Regions from separate parts of the Homo sapiens genome. Here region 2 is linked to region 1. The links are chromatin loops, found by intact Hi-C in ENCODE. Cell type or tissue: sigmoid colon. All regions are shown on one strand. Each heading gives the region's core, and the rest is flanking DNA. Links, peaks and the distances in the headings are about the cores only.

The links. Hi-C counts contacts between places; a loop is a spot of excess contacts. Peaks named below come from ENCODE experiments on the same cell type or tissue, not always from the same donor. Only the 100,000 strongest peaks of a DNase experiment are listed, where the experiment ranks them.
Region 2: it touches region 1 in a loop (2.8-fold over the local background); 4 of 110 quality-filtered maps call a loop at or near these places.

The regions. Positions count from the first base shown.
Region 1 is chr22:33,906,288-33,911,661 of GRCh38, reverse strand. The region is part of intron 1 of LARGE1 (LARGE xylosyl- and glucuronyltransferase 1); the gene reads left to right. Among named protein-coding and RNA genes, the nearest start is that of LARGE1, 12 kb to the left of the region's middle. In sigmoid colon, for the core only: no CTCF peak of the experiment used is centred there; DNase peaks (open chromatin) are centred at 2,351 and 3,036; H3K4me3 peaks cover 717 bases.
Region 2 is chr22:33,809,403-33,814,776 of GRCh38, reverse strand. All of the region lies in intron 1 of LARGE1 (LARGE xylosyl- and glucuronyltransferase 1), which reads left to right. Among named protein-coding and RNA genes, the nearest start is that of LARGE-AS1, 87 kb to the right of the region's middle. In sigmoid colon, for the core only: no CTCF peak of the experiment used is centred there; a DNase peak (open chromatin) is centred at 2,876; H3K27ac peaks cover 706 bases.

The DNA.
Region 1 (5,374 bases), core at 278-5,277:
AGCTTGTTCACATTTACATGACAAGTTGCCTTGAAAATGCCTGGAAAGACATTTTCAATATGAGAAACTTTAGGATGGTTGTTGTCCAGCATGGATGACGATGATTATGAAATGACTTAGGTGTAGACCGGCGCTCCCATGTCAGGAGGATGAAGTGGACGTGGGAGAATGGAGGGAGGGACTCAGTACTTGGTCCCCAGCAGGAAGAACTCTCCTCGACCATATTGGTGTCTTTACCCATTTCCCAATATGACTCCCTCTCTGCTGGGTTTCTCAGTTACAAGAGCACTCTCTGATGCCTTCCGTCTGTAAGGCAGAGCTACTGTATTGAGAGACTACCAAGGCTGGAAGAGACCTTGGAGCCCCACTAGACCAACACCTTCATTTTACATCCGTAGAAACTAAGGCCAGACCTAAGGGAGGTCAAGATGATTATTCAGAGGGGAGGTGGAACCAGAACCTAGGCTCCCTGGTCCTCAGCTCTCCCTTCTCTGCAGCATGCTCTGCTTCCATCCAATCTGCACCCAAAGCACGTTCTTCCAGTGTTTCTTTTGTGCCAGGCACTCTCTCATTCGGTCATTTTTGTTATTTCATTCTCACAGCAACCCTGGGAGGGGGATGTGCTCACTCTCCCACTTCACAGATGTGGAAACTGACGCTTGTGCAAGGCCCACAGCCATGAAGAAGGAGCCAGGACTCAACTCGCAGCTGTTCAGACTCCTCAGTTTGTTGTTCCAGGACCGACCTTGCCCCTGGCTTCCCTGCCTCTCTGACCTCGCTGTATTTCCTAGGACTCCTCTCCAGGTTTTCTTTGTTCCTAGCCTACTAGGCTTCACCTAAAAATGCCACTTGTTTTCCCACTTGAGTGGCCTTGTTACGCTGCTTTTTTTGCTGGATCCAACCCCCCATCCTCTCTCTTGTCTCTGGCTGAAATCGTTCCTGACTGTAGGCTCTGTGACACTGTCTCTTTGTGGGGTTTCCTTCACTTGCTCAGCCAACGTTGATCAAGCTCCTACTGTGTGCAGGTCCTGGCTTGACAGCGGAACACAGAGGTGCAGAGTTACTCATCGTCCATTCAGGAGCCTCGTCTTGGTGAGGGAGGAAGAGTCTCGTAAGGGGATGAGTGAAAGTCAAAGGGCCCAGAGGACAGTGTGTTGGGTAGCATTCTGCTTGAAGAAGTCAAGATGAGAATATTAGATTTGGGTCTTAGTGATTAGGAGATGGGAGGATAGGGTAGGAGGAGGCGTCACCAAACAGCAAACCAAATCAAAGGCTGTGCTTGGCCATCTTCAACTAGGCATTGTCAGTATCTACATACTTTAATTCTTATTCCTTCACTTAGGTATTAGAGGCTGTGAGTACGTTACACCCATCCTTATATCTATGAAAGCACCTTGCGAAGCTCTTAGTACTTACGACTCCTCCACTCAACATTTATTATATTAAATTCAGAGCTTCCTGTCCCTGCCCTCGAGGGACATAGTTGGAGAGCTTGCAAAAAATGTGTCATAAGTTAAGCAACAATAGAAGATTAAATGAACAGTTACGAGCAACAATAGAAAGGAGGTAGCAGTGTAGTGAATGGATGTGTGCACTGTGGTGGCTGAACACGGATGGGAAGTCAGAGGTGGGAGCTTCCTTTAGCTTCTCAAACTCAAAGGAGGGGTGGGACTTGAGTTGGGTCTTTGGATACAAGACAGTTAAAATCTGAATGGAAGGATTAAGGGAGGGTAGTTTGGCAAGCACAAATATATTTTTTGGGTTGGAGAGGAAGCCAGCTTGGGTTTCTGTTAGCAAGGAGTTGCAGATGAAGTTGGTGAGTTAGGCCGGGCGTGGTGGCTCATGCCTGTAATCCCAGCACTCTGGGAGGCTGAGGCGGGCGAATCATGAGGTCAGGAGATCGAGACCATCTTGACTAACGCGGTGAAACCCCGTCTCTACTAAAAATACAAAAAATTAGCTGGGCGTGGTGGCGGGCGCCTGTAGTCCCAGCTACTCGGGAGGCTGAGGCAGGAGAATGGCGTGAACCCGGAAGTCAGAGCTTGCAGTGAGCCGATATCATGCCACTGCACTCCTCCAGCCTGGATGACAGAGCGAGACTCCGTCTCAAAAACAAAAACAAAAACAAAAAAAAAAAAACAAAAGAAGAAGTTGGTGAGTTAGGGGCTGTGGGCTTTGGGAAGGCAGGGTGACTTTTCATCAGGGGGATGTGGTGTGCTAAAGGCCCTGGTTTTGGAAGGTGCACCTGCATCGTGCCTGGGACAAATTGAAGCGGGGAGAGATGGAGGCTGGGAGACAGCTGGACAGGATTTTGTACCAGTTCATATATGAAGTTCTAAGGGCCGCCAGGCTGGAACTGTTACAGGAGGACAGAAGCCCAGGGAGGCTTGTGAATTTTTCTCTGTTGAATCACTGGCTCACAAACATTTGCTTGATATGGAAGTCTGAGATGGCTTTCATTGCCCACTGTAATATGGCCTTGTTGGAATAAAGTCCACTCGTGACACAAGCAGCAAGTCTTAAAATAGCGCTTTCTCCTTTGGCTTGGCTTGGGGTAGAGCTTTGGTGAAAATACACTTTTCGGGGCCTCTCTTATTGGGGGTTTGTTCAAATGGGCTCAGGGTTATAGAACAACCTTTTTCCTAGCCTTGGATGGCACCCAATAAGGGGTATAATAGAGAAAATTCTTCTTTTCCTCATGAGTGGCTCCTAAAGCAGCTGCGTGGAGCTGAGAGCAAAGTGCTTGGAGCTCTGACATCTGGGTTCTGGATTCACCTTAAAAGTGAAGCCAATTTCTTTGCTTCCTGTGACGGCTGGTGTTTCTCTGTCTGAGGAGGAGCTTGCTTTGAGATTACGGTACACACTTTTCAGCATTGTGGGGTAAGCCATTCTGGATAACAGAATTTCTCAAATAGGATAATCCAATCCCTTACAGACAGCAAGTCTTTATTTTTAATCTTTAAGGAATGAGGGTTTCTCTAGGATGTTCTGTGTACTTACCCTCACTGGCTCACCATCAGCCCCTGGAAAACTTCAGCTGTCATATTGGGACGCACAAAGCTTGTTATGAACCAGCCCTGCCTTTCTCTGCAGTCTCACCCCCCACCCCTGGCCACCCCCCATTTCATGCATCATCAATCTGTAACTTAATCATTTTCTTCTTTACTGATTTTTTTCCCCCTAGACCTGTCAAGCTGTGCACATACCCCTCCTGCCCGGTAAGCTCTTTCCTTCTTTATCTGCCTGGGACACTTGTGTTTTTCCTTCAGAACCCAGCTCAGGTAGTCCTGCCTCTTAAGCTTTTCCTGGTACTGAGCACTGAACCGCATCTGCACCTCAGTCTGACTTCTGCAGCTGCACTTTCTGCGCCGTAACCTGACTGTTTTGCTAGAGAGCGGGAGCCTTTCAGTAAAACTGCATCTCAGGGGATCTTCTAGGTTTTACCGTATGCCTGGAACATGCAGTCAATACAATAAATGGTTGTTGTTGTCGTTTTAGATTTCAGTGAATTTGCTGGCCAGGCATAATGTAACCCTTTCTGATGAAACCTCGAGTGTCATACTGTGCTGCAGTGGTGGATGGGTTGATGTGAATTAGCCTCTCAAAGTATTCCGGAATCTAAAGAAAACCTTCCCCCTCTCACCAATGACCAGAATGGCCATTGGGCATTCCTGGGGTACACTGATGCCTTCAGGAAATCTGGTGGTGCTGGTGAGGTAGAATGCATCTTAGTCATCACTGCAGACCTAGAAATGTCTTCACACAGGCCGGGCACGGTGGCTTACGCCTGGAATCCCAGCACTTTGGGAGGCCGAGGCGGGTGGATCACGAGGTCAGGAGATTGAGACCATCCTGGCTAACATGGTGAAACCCGGTCTCTACTAAAAATACAAAAAAAAATTAGCCGGGCGTGGTGGCGGGCGCCTGTAGTCCCACCTACTCAGGAGGCTCAGGAGGCTCAGGAGGCTCAGGAGGCTGAGGCAGGAGAATGGTGTGAACCCGGGAGGCGGAGGTTGCAGTGAGCCGAGATCGCGCCACTGCGCTACTCCAGCCTGGGTGACAGAGCGAGACTCTGTCTCAAAAAAAAAAAAAGAAATGTCTTCACACAAGCTCTCAAGGGCTGAGTATTGAAGTGGAGGATTAGCAGGTAGGAGGACTTGAAGAACCTTGTACCTTTTATGTTTAATAGTATTCCCCATTTAAAGAGCCAGATGCAGAATGGCAGTCATAATTGATGGAGAAATTATCAGACGGTGATGGGGACTGGCTAGGGAGGATCGAATAAATTTGTACAGGAGCTTAGCAGCAGTGCCTAAAGACTCTTCTCCACATAACCACATGTTTATGTTAGAATATTTAGTATTGCCTCTAGTATTCGTGAGGTCCATTTGGGTTTTTATGGCACTGCCCTTGTAAGCCAGGCGTGAGTGCTGCATGAATAGGTTTGCTTAGCAAATCACAGAGGAGTGACAGAGGAGCCCTGGGCTTATCAGAAGGTTTGTGTGATCCAGGCACTAGCAAAACTTTATGAACTTGCACTTGGCACGTGGTGTTGGTTATATGGTTCAGGAAGCCCTACTGCTTCTCCAGTAGTGGTCTGATTTAATCCATACCAAGGGGTGCTTGTTCTGGGTCTTAGCTTTTGCCATTTTCCTTTTTCTTCTGCTTGGAATTATCTATAACTCCTTTGGAAATACAGCATTTTTGAGCTCATTAAATTTGTTAATGTGTGTATTATGTTGAGAAAGCACTCAGTTATTTAGAGTTGCTTCATTCCCTTTCCCTTCATCTCTTTGCCTTCCCCACCTTAGAGTAATTGTGCTTGGTTAACCAGGAAACCAAGGGCTCCTGGGGATGAAGAAGAGGCCAGTCTTTCTCTTCTTAGCCCTGTCCAGAGATCTCAGAAAATTTGCAGAGGCCCTGAAGGTAAAAGCAAATGGTTGCCCACTAATCACCTGAGGCAGTTTTTCAGGAGTTTTCTGTCTACCTTGCACTTTTCTCTCATAGGAAATTTGGGCTCTGACAGTTAAGAGAGATGGCAGCCAATGAATGGGATAGGAAAGGCCCCTTCCTTAGCAGTTTGTAAGAAAAGGTACTGAGGTGTGCTTTACAAGTATTATGCCTTTTGACAGCTCTCTAAGCTGAGTAGTTTCATTTTACAGCTAAGGAAACTGAGGCTTGGAGAGGTTATTTGCTCAAGCAATAAAGCCCAGAGACTGGAAATGAATTTTGTTTTCAGAATATTTGCTTTTAATCTCTGTCCTATAATCCAACAACCCAGGTGTCCTAATACTGGAAATATACATACCCCTGGGAAATACATGAAGACTTTTCATGGAGTATGCAGATGTGGATACTTCTAAGAAAATAAATT
Region 2 (5,374 bases), core at 114-5,113, 97 kb after region 1:
CCAATAGGATGGTGTAGTTGTATAAACACACACACACACACACACACACACATATACCTTGATTTTAAGGAATTAGCTTATGTGATCGTAGGGCTAAGTCCAAAGTTGTGGGTAGGTTACACTGGCAGGCTGGACTCTTGGGCAGAAAATGAAGCTGTGGTCCTGAGGCAGAGGCAGAATTTCTCTTCCAGGAAAACTCAGTTTTTCCTCTTAAGGCCTTCAGCTGATTAGATGAGGCCCATCAATACAATTGAGGATAGACTCTTTTACTTAAAGTCAACTGATTGTAGATATTAACCACATCTACAAAATAACTACCAGAGCACCTGGACAGTGTTTGATTAAGTAACTGGGGACCATAGCCTAGCCAAGTTGAAACATAAAACTAACCATCACAGTCATTATTATTGTTACTGATATGTCAGGAACCAAAGTATTTGACCCTGTTGGGCCCTATTGGGGACTGTTGGAAAAGCATCATTTGCTTGCCTGACATGTGCTCAGTGTCTTAGCTTTAGGGATAGATTTTCAGGGGCGAGGTCAGGTTGAAGAGAATGATTTGAGTGATAGAGGCACTTAGAAGAGGTTGACAGTCCATCTGACTAGCCTTTCTTGGAGAGCATTCTGGAATTTGAAATGGTCGAACAAGAGTGAATACTATGTCATGGAAAGGATATTAATTTTGGAGACGAGATATGATTTACACTCTTGGCCTCAGCATGTCTTTCTTCCCCCATCGAGATACGTAAGTTAACTTCAGTGATGCTTTTTAAAGTTTTTTCTCTAAACAGGAAAAATTAATATTTACGTTTTAGGCTTGTTGCAAGAGTGTGGAGTATCTCTGGCATGATTTAAACACTCAGTAAATAATTGTTTCCCTCCTTGCATGTTTGTTCAGTGTTCATTGAGTTGTTCTAATGTGACGTTTGTTCTTATGTGGAGATTTTCCTATAAGGTATTTAAGGCTGAAGTTGGGAGCATCGTAGAATGCAAGAGTTTGGGAAAAACTGGAGATACCAGTCAAGATGGAGAAAAGGATGGAGTTCAAGGGTACCTGGGCTTCCTGTCTTCACTGTGAAGATGGATTTCACCATGAGATCTTTACTAGGCAGAAAAGATGGAACATCCTGCAGTAGTGTTTTGTCATCGAGCCCACAGCCGAGGCCGAACAGAAGCTGTATGTTGTTCCTCAATGGTTGTGTCCAAATGGGAATGAGTAAGACTTCAACATTTCTGAAGATGGATGGTCACCATTCTCAATTCTGTTTTATGTATCTGGTGGGCCGTTGAGCAGAAGAGATCCCAGATGTCAGACACATCTGTCCTCCACCAAGATGTGTGTGTGGGACATTGCTGGAACTATGTTTTGTTTCTGGTCTTGTGGCATTTGACTATCGGAGATGAACAAAAGAGCATACAATCCTGATTTATTTCCACAAGCTTCTCAGGACTAGGGCTTGACAGTCTTGCCTGGGGAAGCTTGTTGATTCTTAGAGTGGCACTAATTTTTTTTTTTTTTTTTCTTGAGACGGAGTTTTGCTCTTGTTGCCCAGGCTGGAGTGATGGCACGATCTTGTATCTTTACTAGAGACGGGATTTTGCCATGTTGGCCAGGCTAGTCTCGAGCTCCTGACCTCAGATGATCCACCTGCCTTGACCTCCCAAAGGAGTTGGGATTACAGGGGTGAGCCACTGCGCCCGGCCTAGAGTGGCACTTCTTAATGCAGTAGATGTACTTCATACCACCATTTAAACCAATACTAAGAGAATAGTCTGTATTCATATGCCAATTTGGTACCACCTAATAGGAGAAAACCAGAAAGCAAACAGTGCTAGTTGCATTAATTATCTCTGTTTTATTTGTCTTTTAATATCTTTGTCTCCTTGAGGAGGCTATGGACTTCTTGAAGGACAGACAGTTTTCATCTCTGTGCTTCATTGTCTAGCACAGGGCCTGGCGTGTTGTCAGGGCATAGTACCTGTGTGTTGAATGAGCAAATAAACTGTGAAGAAACTTCTTGATCTTTGTTGGCCTGGACAGCTGTTGAGGCTTGACTGTGCTTATGGAATGAAATATCCACACAAAGGGAAACTTGGTAATAGCCCAGAACCCCAAGGGGATCATTGCAGAGGGACTGATAGATGGACAGGATGGCCTGGTGAGGCCTGCGCCATCTGTGCCTTCAACCCGGCGGATCAAAGATGAATGTGTGATTGAGTGAGGCCTCACTGATGACAATGCACCCTGGCTGGAAAATGCACAGCAGGAGGCTCTGGTTTGAATCTCAGTTTTCCTAGGAGACCTGAATGAAGAGAAAAGGCACCGCAGTATGCAAAGAGAGAGTCATCACTTGTGCATGTGTCTGGGGGAAGTAACGAATAGAAGACATTACATGTCAAAAAGAGCCTCGTCCAAAATGAAGCCAAGTGACTGTCACAAGTTCTGGGCAGGTGAGATGCTGTGTCAGAACCGTGAGAAGGCAGGGGAGGCCAGGCACAATTCCCAATATGTTTTAGAGCATACCTGGAGCTTAGCATAGCCCTAACTTCATGGTCCAGCCCTTTGGGGCATGTGCTCCTGGAACCTTAGCTATTAAGTGCCCTTGAGTGGGAAAATAAATGAGTTTTTAATGTCTGTGTGTACATGTTGTTAATCGTTTTCTGCATTTGCCACCTGGGTTGAACCTGTCAAATTAGTTTCCAGTAGTCCCTTTTAATGCATTGTTATATACCCAAGGTGGAAATCTCAGTCATCCTTAGAGACTTTCTGTAGCCAATTTCCCCTTTCCTTGTTCCTCTCTTACTTAGGTCATGCAATTGAGCGCTAAGCCCGGGTCAGCCCATTTCCTGTGTTCTGGTCTTTTTCTTTCCATTTGTCACAGTTCTGGGCTGGGCTCCCATTATCCCTGGCCTGAAGTATTTCACTAGCTGATGCTCCGGCCTCCTCCTTCCTGTGTCTCCTAATCCATCATTCTTATACTGCCAGAATGACTTTTCTAAGGCTCAGAGCAGCTCATGACATTCCCTGCTAGAGCCTCTTTGATTACTTCTTCTTGCCTCTAGAAAAAGTTTGAACAATTTACCGTGACGTAATAAAGCTGTTCCCAGTTGGGCTCTGGCCTTCTTTCCTGGTCTTGGGCCCCACCTCTATATACCAAATCATGATTTTACCACTTCCTAAATACAGCATGCTCTTCCACGTTGCGAATATTTGGGAAATCTTTTTTTCCTTGGAAAGCTGTTAACTTTTTCTCCCTGTCAGACTCCTAGTAATCCTTCAAGACTCAGGTTTTGTTGGTTGAACTGAAGCTCATGCAAATGATCACTTAAGAGGTGCTGAGATTGGCATACTTCTCCAGAGTGCCTGGCTTTAGTGTAGTGGAAATTCTCTTCAGCCACGAGCGTCCCACAAGGGAGCCTAGTTTGTTCATGTCTTTACTTGCTCTGCTAAATTATGTTTTATTAATGTGTGTGCTTGTACTGTTGCTCAGGCTACTGTGCTAATGACTGATAATTGCCTTAATGAGCTATTTGTAAGAAATACAGTAATACCAGTAGGGATGAAACCAGACCCCACCACAGCTGGTGGTCTAATAGCCTTTTGACTGACTTTATGGAGGAGCAGACTGCAGGGTTATTGCAGTTAACATAAGCAAGAGCTCAGAATCACCCACTTTTCCCTGAACACCCAATTTACCCATCTTCCACTCACGCATTAATCATGTTTATATGAGTCGGGGGCAGGTTAGGTTATGCTGCAGTAACAAATCTCGCATAGAACAAAAAAATCACTTTGGGAAGCCGAGGCGGGTAGATCACAAGGTCAGGAGATCGAGATCATCCTGGCCAACATGGTGAAACCCCGTCTGTACTAAAAATACAAAAATTAGCTAGGCACGGTGGCGCACACCTGTAGTCCCAGCTACTTGGGAGACTGAGGCAGGGAAATTGCTTGAACCCGGGAGGCGGAAGTTGCAGTGATCCAAGATCGCACCATTGCAGTCCAGCCTGGGCAACAGAGCAAGACTCCATCTCAAAAAAAAAAAAAAGAAATTCATCCCTCACCCTGTACTACAAGTCCATCACAGGCTACTCATGGCACTGCTGCATGCTGTCTTCACTCTGGGATCCTGATAGTGAGGCAGTCTCTATCAGTACTCTTGCTAGTCCTTAAGATAGAGAGAAAAGGGCGCATAATGGTTCTTAAAGCTTGCAGTGAGTTGCATGCATTCGTATTTCATTGGCCAGAGTAGGTCCCATGGCTGTTCTGGGGCAGAGAAGTTCTACCTTGATGTGCTCAGAGCTGAAGAGCTGATATTTGTGAACAATATGAGAACCACCACACCATGGTAGAATCTTGGATTCATGTGCCTTATGTAATTTGCTTCTGGGGAGTCAAGAGGGAGATTTTGTTGCCTTCAGCGGAGGTCCAGAGAGTACTGTGGGACCAAGAGTATCGGGCTATGGCTTTGGGTTCAGCCAGTCCTTGGTTCAGATCCTGACCAGCACTTGCTAGCTATATGATCTTGGTCAGTGTAAACTCTCTCAACCAATTTCTTTACCTGCAAACGTGAAAACAGCAATACCTATTTTATAGGATTGTTACATATTCCATGAGATAATGGGTTGAAAAGTTTTATAATTTTGTCATAATAAATGTTAGTTCTCTTCCCATCCCCCATGCTGTGTCTTGTTCAGAGTGAGAGATCTGGTGTCTGTTGCATGCAGACTACTGTAGTTTTTTTTCTGTGCTCTCCTGGGTGGTAGCAACACCCGCCTATAACTACAAGTGCTTGAAATGTGGCTAGTACCACTGAGGAACTGAACTGCAAATTGTAAAATCTTTATTACATCTAAAAAGTGAAGCAGTGTAAAGTTTTTTTGTTTTTTTTTTTAACACAAGCTTCTGGTTTTGGAGGTACTATTTCACTTCAGTCATTGAAAATTTAGCACCCCAATTGAGATGTACTTAAGTGTAAAATATGCATCTGATCTTGAATATTTAGTATGGAAAACTATAAAATATCTCATTGGTTATTTTTATATTGATGATATGTTGAAATAATATTTTCATACATTGGAGGAAATAAGGTATATTATTTAAATTAGTTTCACCTGTTAGCTCTTTTTAAAATGTGGCTGCTAGAAAATGAAAAACTATACATGTGGCTAACTAGCATTATATAATATTTCCATTGGAAAGTGCTGGTTTAGACATGCAGAATGTGAGGCCCACACCTCTCTGGAAATTCAGACTATTCATCCATCTGTCCTTGCATCTAATAATACATATTTATTGACAACTTCCTATGTGCTATGCACAGGTGTTGTGCTAAGCTTTTGGGAACCAGTGCTGGTCAAAACAGGCATATTC